Regions from separate parts of the Homo sapiens genome. Here all the other regions are linked to region 2. The links are chromatin contacts, found by Hi-C or POLR2A ChIA-PET in ENCODE. All regions are on one chromosome and are shown on one strand. The core of a region is the stretch at or near the end of the contact, and the rest is flanking DNA. Distances in the headings are between cores, read along the strand shown. Region 1 holds the start of IFITM2 (interferon induced transmembrane protein 2). Region 2 holds the start of LMNTD2 (lamin tail domain containing 2). Region 3 overlaps IFITM3-AS1 (IFITM3 antisense RNA 1).

What was found. A loop is a pair of places that touch in the nucleus more often than their neighbours do. ChIA-PET counts read pairs that join two places held with the same protein, here RNA polymerase II (POLR2A). Pooled maps may share reads with other maps.
Region 1: a pooled map shows a loop between it and region 2 (2.1-fold over the local background). The contact joins the promoter of IFITM2 here to the promoter of LMNTD2 in region 2. A Hi-C loop is called at or near these places in 4 of 50 pooled maps. POLR2A ChIA-PET finds 5 or more read pairs at or near these places in 5 of 52 experiments (BJ, MCF 10A, WTC11 and 2 more).
Region 3: a pooled map shows a loop between it and region 2 (2.9-fold over the local background). The contact joins the enhancer-like site here to the promoter of LMNTD2 in region 2. A Hi-C loop is called at or near these places in 4 of 50 pooled maps. POLR2A ChIA-PET finds 5 or more read pairs at or near these places in 6 of 52 experiments (CD8-positive, alpha-beta memory T cell, HEK293T, MCF 10A and 2 more).

The regions. Positions count from the first base shown.
Region 1 is chr11:306,566-309,065 of GRCh38, reverse strand. It overlaps IFITM2 (interferon induced transmembrane protein 2), which reads right to left and starts at 1,250. Exons shown (of 2, transcript NM_006435.3): 1 at 628-1,250; 2 at 1-53. The coding sequence starts at 873. RefSeq lists enhancers at 1-69, 90-209, 590-1,009.
Region 2 is chr11:559,193-562,196 of GRCh38, reverse strand. It overlaps LMNTD2 (lamin tail domain containing 2), which reads left to right and starts at 1,459. Exons shown (of 14, transcript NM_173573.3): 1 at 1,459-1,514. The coding sequence starts at 1,481. RASSF7 (Ras association domain family member 7) reads right to left here and starts at 1,227. Exons shown (of 6, transcript NM_003475.4): 1 at 720-1,227; 2 at 305-435; 3 at 1-118. The coding sequence starts at 428. It overlaps LMNTD2-AS1 (LMNTD2 antisense RNA 1), which reads right to left and starts at 2,935. Exons shown (of 2, transcript NR_147607.1): 1 at 2,721-2,935; 2 at 2,091-2,418. RefSeq lists an enhancer at 1-424.
Region 3 is chr11:325,271-329,628 of GRCh38, reverse strand. IFITM3-AS1 (IFITM3 antisense RNA 1) reads right to left here. Exons shown (of 5, transcript XR_007062540.1): 2 at 2,001-4,358. Among named protein-coding and RNA genes, the nearest start is that of IFITM3, 6.6 kb to the right of the region's middle. RefSeq lists enhancers at 2,093-2,142, 2,203-2,572, 2,993-3,132. Within about 2 kb of position 2,473, at least 33 of the 41 ENCODE cell types and tissues checked have a DNase peak (open chromatin) inside an H3K27ac peak, as active enhancers do.

The DNA.
Region 1 (2,500 bases), core at 1-2,500, 250 kb after region 2:
GAGGCATAGGCCTGGGCCCCGGTCACGTCGCCAACCATCTTCCTGTCCCTAGACTGGGGGAGAGGAGATGGTGAGGGGACCAGGATCCCCCAGCTGAGAGCCGCGTGCTATGGCTCCAGCTCCTCACTGTCTCCTCCCTGCCCTGAGATCAGGGACCACCTCCTCCCCTTCCTCACCCGGCTCAGACTCTCCAGGAGCCTCGGGGCTCATCCTCCTTCTGCCTTGGCCCCAGCACAGGCTGTTCTCCCCACCATGGGGTGAAGTCACCTGTGAGTTCCCTTCTCACTTTCTGGGAGAGCCTGGGTGCCAGTCTGGAAGGTGAAGGTGTAATTTCTTACTGGGCTATAGGGAGAACTGCTCTGGGCTAGTGGATAGCCGGGGACAGACTCTGAGCCAGCCAGCCAGCCTCCTGGAGCCTCCTCCTAGACCTGCACTGGGCAGATTCCCCAAGCCACACACACACACAGATCACACAGACAAAGCCACTGACGTGGGCACACACAGGACAGACGTGCACACAAACTCACAGTCACAGGGACACACAAGTCCCCACCCCAGGCAGCATGTGGGCAGGTGGAGCCCCAGGCTCACCGGCACCCCCTGGATTTCCGCCAGGGCCATACGCACCTTCACGGAGTACGCGAATGCTATGAAGCCCAGGCAGCAGGTGTTCATGAAGAGGGTGTTGAACAGGGACCAGACCACATGGTCAGGCACGGAGGTCTCGCTGCGGATGTGGATCACGGTGGACATCGGGGGAGCAGGGTTGTGGGGCACCCCCAGCATAGCCACTTCCTGCTCCTCCTTGAGCATCTCGTAGTTGGGAGGCTGGCCGCTGTTGACAGGAGAGAAGGTTTGCACAATGTGGTTCATGGTGACCAGCGGTGATCGGGTTACCGGGATGGTTCTCAGTGAGCCCTCCCTTTCCCCAGTAGTTCCGTTTTCTCAACAGTTTCCTCTTCCTGGCATTTGTCAAATGCAGAGCTGGCCAGGGCCAGATAAGGGCAGAACAAATTCCTGAGGATCAAATTACTTTAGGAGAGGGAGGAAAGAGGGGCTGAGGGCTAAGAGGGGCTTCCTCTCTAGAGCCCAAAGGAGCACAAGTCTCATCTTGTTAGTGGTGTGGGGTCCTGGAGACTTCCCCTGTGTTGGGAGTCTCCACACCCCAGGCCAGCAGCTGCAGGACCTCACTGTCCCGGTTCAGGGCTCCTGCCAGGCCTGCGCTGACGCCTCCACACTCCAGGCCCCACAACCGTTTCCCCAAAGCCCTCACCTCTGCCGGGCGCCGTGGCTCACGCCTGTAATCCCAGCACTTTGGGAGGCTGAGGTGGGAGGATCATGAGGTCAGGAGATCGAGACCATCCTGGCTAACACGGTGAAACCCCGTCTCTACTAAATATACAAAAAAAAATTAGCCGGGTGTGATGGCGGGCACCTGTAGTCCCAGCTACTTGGGAGGCTGAGGTAGGAGAATGGCGTGAACCGGGGAGGCGGAGCTTGCAGTGAGCCAAGGTTGTGCCACTGCACTCCAGCCTGGGCAACAGAGCCAGACTCCGTCTCAAAAAAAAAAAAAAGCCCTCATCTCACTTGTCACAGGCCTCATCTGCTGACATCCCTTGTCCTTTGCTGGGGTTGCAGTCCTGCTCCATGCGGGTTTGGGGGTTAAAGGTCCCCGTGTCTCCTGGTGCAGGTCAGAGGGTTGGCGGCCAATGTTGCCTGCCCCAAAGGAGCCCTCCAGGCCCAGGAAAGGGGACTCTGGGAGCACTGACAGAAGAGGGGGCTGTGGGATGCCAATAGCAGAGACCTGGACGGTGGAGTTAGAAGCCATGGCCCTTTCCCCTGGAGGCCCACCTGGGTGACGGCTCCCAGACCCGCTCCACACAGCCCAGCAGCACCCACGCTGCCCAGAGCTCTGGCTGGCTGGTCCCTGGGGCACCCTCCAGATTTCCAGGTTCTGATCATCTCTGCCTCTTCCCTGGGTCCTCACACGGGTGCCAGCTGCTTCCTGTAGTTGCCGCCTGTTTTTCCCATGAACCGGTGCTGCCTCTGAGCAGCTCCTGAGGTTACAGCCTCCCTGTGGAAACACCTTGTGTGGCCTCTGGGCTTCTTCCTGGACCTTCCTTGGCAGAGGCTATTGCAGCAAACAGAGCTGATGCTGTGCACTTGAGCTTGTCAGAGGGGACAGTGCGGGTCACAGGGGCAGGAACGTGGCCTGCAGGCCTATGTGCACCGCGACCTGCGCCCTGTTTAATTCCTGATGTGCTACATGGGCCCATTTTCCTGGGCTTATTCTCCCACCAGGCCAGACTCCGCAGAGGACATCGCTGAGGGTGGAATTTACAGAGATGGGCAGCTGCTCACCCTGCTGTAGCCTTTCACCTCAGCGGGTGGTCAGGTCCACGTCAGTATTCCAGAGTTTACATGACGGTAGCGTGCAGCCGTGTAACTGCAGAGTGATGTGTTTGAGTAACGATGACTTTGGCTCTATAAGATAAATTTT
Region 2 (3,004 bases), core at 210-2,709:
TGGACATCGCTGGCAAACTGTCCGCAGGTGGCCTGGGCGCCCACTGGACACTCTTGTGGCAGCAACTGCCGCTCCTTCTCCCGAAGCCGCTGCACAAGCACAAAGCGGCCAGTCTGGCCTGGGAAGAAGAGGAGAAGGTCAGCCTATGTCCCCCCGACTCTCTGTCCACCTGGCTTGAAGAGTTGGGAAGAACAAAAAGGATCAGCAACCAGCCCCACTCTCCTTGGGGGAGACCATGGAGCTGGACCACCAGGTCCCACTTCAGCTCTACCTGCCCGGCCTGCCTGACCCCGAGAGGACTCACCTATTGCTTGGGCTAGTGCGATGACCACTTCCTGGCAGGTGGTCTGCTCTGAGACCCCACAGACCACACGCTGGATGCCATCCACCCACACCTTCAGCTCCATGGCCGCCAGTCCCAACAACATGCCTGTCCTGTGGGGAGGGCGCAGGCACCGGGTCAGGACCTGCCTACTCCTATCGCAGGCTGGTCCTCCTCTCCTCATCCTCTTGGCCTGCCCTAGAAACGGCTGGGCTGCCGCCCCTCCGCACGGGCCCCACCCTCCTGTGCCAGCCCCACCCGCCAGCCACACATTCCTGGGGTGGCGGCCCTCCGGAGCACGCATCCTCCCCCACTTCACCAGCTTCCTCTTGCCACGCTCGCACTCCCGGAACAAGGCGAATCATTAACCAGATCCAGCATTTCCTACTCGCCTCACCTGGCTCGGAGGACACTGCCCCCTCCCCGGGCGGCGCGGAGGCGCCCGCACGCCAGGCCCCGCGGCCGCCGGCATGGGAACGCCCCACCCCGACCTGCTCAGGCCGCAGAGGCGCTCGGGGTCGCAACCCAGACCTCGACCCTGCAGATGGAGCAGACTCCGGGTCTGAGCAGCCCCCGCCAGCCCGGGGAGCCCCGCCGCTGCCGCCTAATCGCTGCGCTCGCCCCGAAAGTCCCGGTCCCCGCCGCGGGCACCGAAGCCCGCGCCGCGACCCCAGCCTGGCGGGAGCCAGGGCGTCCCCGTTCCGCAGGGCGGGCGCAGGTGCGGCGCCGCCCCCGCTCTCCGTCCGGGCATCGCGGAAAACTCTCCCCAGTTGGAGTCGGCGTCCGGCCGGCTCGAGGCGCGCCCCGCGCTCCCAAGTACCGGGGACCCGGCGCGGCTCACCTGGGCGCTCGCCAGCCTGGAGACCCGCTCCGGCGCCGCCGCAACCTGCCGCCCCCAGCGCCGCGGCGCACCCGGGCCCCGCGCCCCCATTGGCCCGCGGTCCGCACGCCCCGCCCCTAGCACCCCTATTGGCTGCTCAGCGCGGGCGTTCCGCCCCCTCCCCGCGCCCATTGGCTGCCTCTGTCACGCCCCTCCCCGACCCATTGGCTCGTCGCCGCGCCCCGCCCCCCCCGAGACTACAGGTGTGGGCGGGTCGGAGGGGGGCGCCGAGCCGCAGTCCCCGCCCCCACCTCCCGCCTACCGCGAAAAACGCGGAAATGCGGTGGCTGCGGCCCGCGGGCAGGCGTCGGGGTAGGTGTCTGGCCCCGCTCCTGGGCCGACTTCCTCAGCAGCCTTCTAGTGTGGCGGGTTCCCGCCCAGGAAGGGTCTCTGGCTTGAGATCCCGCAACCCCCGCCTGCGTCCAGGGGCAGCGGGGCCAGCCCCTCCCCTCGCTTCCCGGGCCAGCCTTTGGGGCCTACCGCAGCTGCAGTAGTCTGGACGCGCAGGGGTCGCGGGGTCGCAGGGTCACCAGTCCCGGCGAGGGAGGTGGAGCCCTGCGGAGCTGGCGGGCGCAGAGTCCTGGTGCGGGAGGTGCCCGCTCAGAAGGCCCGGACTCTAGCTGAGGCTCTTCTCCGACACCTTCCTGCCCCTTTTGGACCCAGTGCCAGGCCATGCACACAGTGAAGCTGGCTGGAAGCCGCTCCTTCACCCCCTACCCTACTGTCCCGCCCAGGGCCCCGCAGCCTCGCGGTCAGCTGTGTGGGCCATTGATTGTTCTGCCCAGCTCAGAAAGAGTTGTGGGCGTGGGCCTCCTGCCCGCCTGTCTCCTGTGCTCCCCCAGGGAGCCCTTACATAGCCGAAAGTTGCAGAGATGAAGGGTGAAAGCTGGAATGATTGGGTTTTAATGGGTCAGGTCTGGGACCTGGCTTTTCTCCTGGAGCAGAGGGAATACTTGTCATGGTAATGGGGTAGCCCAGAGGGTGTGGACACGGCTGGGAAAAGTGAGGCTTCAGTTTGGGGGTCAGGTAGGTGAGTGCCTGTCACTGAGGTCAAAGGAGCTGTGGGCTGGGCCTGGCGGTGGAGGCGGGTGCCTGTAGTTTCAGCAAGTCAGGAGGCGGAAGTGGGAGGATCACCTGAGCCCAGGAATTCGAGGTTAACGTGCGCTGTCATCACACCGAAGCATTCCAGCCTGGACAGCGGAGCAAGACCCTGTCTCTAAAGAATTAATTATTAATTTAAAAACAGGCTGTGGGCAGGAGTGTACTATTGCCAGTTAGCGTTCAGCACAGTCCCCAGCTTGTCACTGTTACCTGTCTGCTTCCCCCACACACCCATGGCTATGCTGGGCTGGCTCACAGGCAGCAGTGCCCCCCTATTTATCCCGCTGCTGCTGCCAGGCTAGGTAGGGGATGCTGGGGCCTCCCTCAGGGTGTTGGTCACTAAGTGGTCCCCCCGCTAAGCTGAGCAGTGGCTCAGCCTCTCACACCTCCTCCAGGCTGGGCTGGCCCAGAACTCACCTAGGGGCCTGGTCTGGGGTCTCCCTGGAGGCTCCTGGTAACAAACAGCCCCACCCCTTCTGGGTGCTGGTATCCATGGCAACGGTATACAGCCCTTCCCTCCCAGGCCTGCTTGGAGGTCGGGCCTCAGGTGAGTGCTGGGGGTAGGGCCCTGAGCTGGGGGGACAAGAGAGAGAAAGAGGGACACCACATCACAGGCAAAGGGCCAGCACCTGGGTGGCAGGGGTACACGCCAGGGACATGTCGGGTGGTGACCTGCTGCGCCAGCCTGGTCAGAAACACAC
Region 3 (4,358 bases), core at 1,224-3,723, 230 kb after region 2:
ACAGTCTTCCCATTGGTTGTTGGGCAGCAGCTTTAGGTGTCTTCTTTTGGGTTGTCCTGCTGCATTTTGTTGCAGCCCACAATGCATTGCAATCCCAGTCAGCCCAGGGGCTCTGCGTATTTGACTTATGAGCTAAGTAGCTGGGCAGGCTGATAAGGACAGACAAACCGAGCTATTTTGCAGGCTAGTAAACTTTTATCTTAGACGAAACTTCCCTGGTTTGGGTAAGGGCAACTAAGTGGAGGGAGAAGGGGAGGGAGAAGGCTGACAAGAAGGCATCAGCTATCCAAGCAGGGGCCTAGTATATCCTGTTTCTTCTGTAGTTTGCTGACCTAAGCTGATTTAAGGCACTTTGTCTTGGAAATGGACCACTGTATACATTATTTCCTTCACTTACTTAGGAAGAAGAAGACAGGCCGGGCGCGGTGGCTCACACCTGTAATCCCAGCACTTTGGGAGGCCGAGGCGGCCAGATCACAAGGTCAGGAGATTGAGACCATCCTGGCTAACAGGGTGAAATTCTATCTGTACTAAAAATACAAAAAATTAGCCAGGCGTGGTGGCGGGTGCCTGTAGTCACAGCTACTCAGAAGGCTGAGGCAGGAGAATGGTGTGAACCTGGGAGGCATAGCTTGCAGTGAGCTGAGATTGCGCCACTGCACTCCAGTCTGGACGACAGAGCGAGACTCCGTCTCAGGAAAAAAAAAAAAAAAAAAAAGAAGAAGATATATTTTTTTACAATCTAGATAAATTTTTAAAAAATCAGTTTGTGGGTAGGCATGGTGGCACACACCTGTAATCCCAGCACTTTGGGAGGCTGAGACAGGCAGATCACCTGAGGTCGGGAGTTCGAGACCAGCCTGACCAACATGGAGAAATCCCGTCTCTACCAAAAGTACAAAATTAGCCGGGCGTGGTGGCTCATGCCTGTAATCTCATCTACTTGGGAGGCTGAGGCTGGGAATTGCTTGAACCCGGGAGGCAGAGGTTGCGGTGAGCCGAGATCACGCCATTGCACTCCAGCCTGGGTAACAAGGGTGAGATTCCATCTCAAAAAAAAAAATTGGTTTTGATTGGGTGTTAATTTGAGTAGGTTCACAGAAATATCAACCTTATTTTCCTGTGCAGTGAGAACATTTTGTTTTCCTAATGATGACCAGGTTGTTCTCATCTCTCTGATTATTAGCCTGTCCTTGGAAACCATTAGAAAAAGTCTTAAGATTCCCAAGATGTCAGGTACAAATGCCACCTTCTGAAGTTATCGTGTTTGAACGGCAGTGGGGAAGCCACTTGAAGCACTCACACCAAGGCGGGGGTCAGGGACTGGCAGCAGCGAGCCCCCGCTGCCCACTGCCCAGAGGCCTGCCCCGTGCCATACGAGGCATATTTGGGGAAGGCTCCAAGCCTCAAAGATACAGCTCCTTTGTGGCCAGGAGACCCAGCTCTAATTCAAGAAAGAAGTGAACCCCTGAGAGGAAGCCGGAGTCCTGGGGGACTTGCGGGAGCAGATCTCCAGGCCAGGACCCTCACTTCTGGATGCACGGCGGCTCCCCCTGCAATGCCGCCAGTGGAAGGGGCCAGTGACATGAGCGAAGAGGGTGGGCCCTGCACACCCAATGCTAAATCTTCCAGTACCAATGTTTCTAAAAAAGCAAAAGTAAATGGGTGATATTTGTTTTAATAATCTATTTTTTAAAATTTTAATTAAAAAAATTTTTTACTGATTTAATTTTAATTAATTAATTGTTTTTAGAGGTGGGGTCTCTGTCATCCATGCTGGAGGGCAGTGGCACCATTACAGCTCACGGCAGCCTCAACCACCCGGCCTCAAGCGATCCTCTTGCCTTGGCCTCCCAGTGCTGGGATTACAGGAGTGAGCCACCATGCCTGGCCAGCAATCTACTTAAACAAACATATCCAAAATAGTTTCTCAACATATCATCAACAAAATATACTATTGATGAAATACTGACATTTTACAAAGAAATTTTTTTTCTCACCAAATCTTCAAAATCCAGCATGAGCTTTGCACTCACAGCAGTTTGAGAATGGAACTGGCCACGTTCCAAGGGCTCGGTGGCCACAGGGAGCTCCTCAGAGCGCAGCCAGGCCAGAGGCTGCACCGAGGTGCAGAATCAGAGGAGGCACCGGAGACCCCAGAGTCCAGTCTGAGACGGCACAGGGAGCAGGTCTCTGGTGGCCTTGACAAGCTCCAGGATAGGGTGGGGAGGGGACTGGACCCTGGGGACCTCAGAGCAGAGCAGGGGAAACAGGAGCCCCCACCTGGGGAGAGGGGGCCTCCTCTCCAGGAACCCCAATCAAGACGAGCCTCACGTGACTCCCACTTCCTCTTGGAGGGTGCAGGGGCCTCTCCTGAGGTGAGTTTTGTTTCTGATTTTTTCAGGGGAAACTTCTCAGCACATTGTCCTTGGCCAGATGCCACAGGAGCCGCTGACCCAGTGACGTCACCTCATTCTGCTCAGATCGCACCCCCTGTCCGTGGGGCACTGAGGCAGGAAGAGGAAACTGCTGTAATCTCAGGAAGCTTTTGGCCAGTGGGGCCCTAGAGCCCTGCCCAAGCCCTACTGGGTGTGGCCCCGAGTCCAGGAACCCCCCTCCCCCCTGACCCTCATGTCCCCTCGACCTCTGTGGCATTTTATAAAACAAAGGGGCCCCGGAAAGCGGAAGGAGGGGGTCACACGTGTGAGCCCTGAGCACCGAAGCTGCCCCCACAGGCCCTGGAATCCTCCCCGTGTCCAAAGACAGCCTCCTCTTCAGTCAGTGCTCCCTGTCGTCCCCGGTCCTGGGCCTGGAGGGCTGCTGTGGGGCAGGAGCAGTGGCCACTGGGTCTCTGACCTGCACCAGGAGACACGGGGAGGCTTAGGCCTCTGAACCCACATAGAGCAGGACCGCAGCCCCAGAAAAGGGAAGATTTCAGCAGAGGAGGCCTGTGACGAGAGAGGCGAAGGCTTGAGGGGCTCCCTGTGGGGCCTGGAGTGTGGAAGCCCCATTGGGGCCTGGCAGGGACCTGTACCAAGACAGTGAGGTCCTGCAGCAGCTGGGGTGAGGAGAGGAGACTCCCAGGCCTGGTAAAGCGCACAGGGGCCTCTGGCACCCCTACAAGAGGAGGTTGGAGTCACCTGACGCTGTCCTGATGCGGCTCCTGCAGAGAAGACTCCTTACTTAGCCCACAGTGCTTCTACCCGCCCTGACACCGTCCTGATGGGGTCCTGCAGAGAAGCCTCCTTACTTAGCCTACAGTTTTTCCACACGCCCTGACACCGTCCTGATGGGGTCCTGCAGAGAAGCCTGCTTACTTAGCCTACAGTGTTTCCACACGCCCTGACACCGTCCTGATGGGGTCCTGCAGAGAAGCCTCCTTAGCCCACAGTGCTTCTACCCACCCTCAATGTATAACTTCACGTTCAGAAATGTGTTACCCCCCTCCTCAGACCTCACACAATTCACGAATTTCCAAACAGCAGGAAACAGAAACTTCTAAGAAAGCAGAACCCTTGAGTCCAGGTGGGAGAAGGTGCCTGAGAAAACAGCCCTGCCAGAGACAGTACCCCAGCATCCGGACGTTACTCCACAGACGGCCACGTAAGAGACCAGGAACCACCCTTCCCACGGTACCCCAGCGTCCGGACGCTACTCCACAGACGGCCACGTAAGAGACCGGGAACCACCCTTCCCACGGTACCCCAGCGTCCGGACGCTACTCCACAGACGGCCACGTAAGAGACCAGGAACCACACTTCCCAAGCCTTCTGCACTCCCAAAAACATCAGCTTCCCGGAAACCTGAGACATGCTCAAGGAAGAGCACGGTGTGAAGTCAGCTGTGGGTGGAGGATGACCCAGGTGCCCAGGCAAGAGACTGAAGGCACAAACTGTTTCAGTATAATAAAGAAAATGGAATAAGAACAGTCATAGAGTCATAACACAAATTAGATATAGAGATGATCACGGACAATTATCAATCGTTATTATAAACATTATTAATCATTAGCTTTTAATATTACTCTTTGTTCCATTACTATATAACCTGGGAATAACCGGCGGGTATAGGGTCAGGTGCTGAAGGGACGTTGTGAGAAGTGACCTAGAAGGCAAGAGGTGAGCCCTCTGTCACGCCAACATAAGGGCCGCTTGAGGGCTCCTTGGTCAAGCGGTAACGCCAGTGCCTGGGAAGGCACCCGTTACTTAGCCGACCGTGAAAGGGAGTCTCCTTTCCTTGGAGGAGTCAGGGAACACTCTGCTCCGCCAGCTTCTTGTGGGAGGCTGGATATTCTCCAGGCCTGGCCTGCAGTCATCCGGAGGCCTAACCCCCTCCCTGTGGTGCTTGAATGATCACAC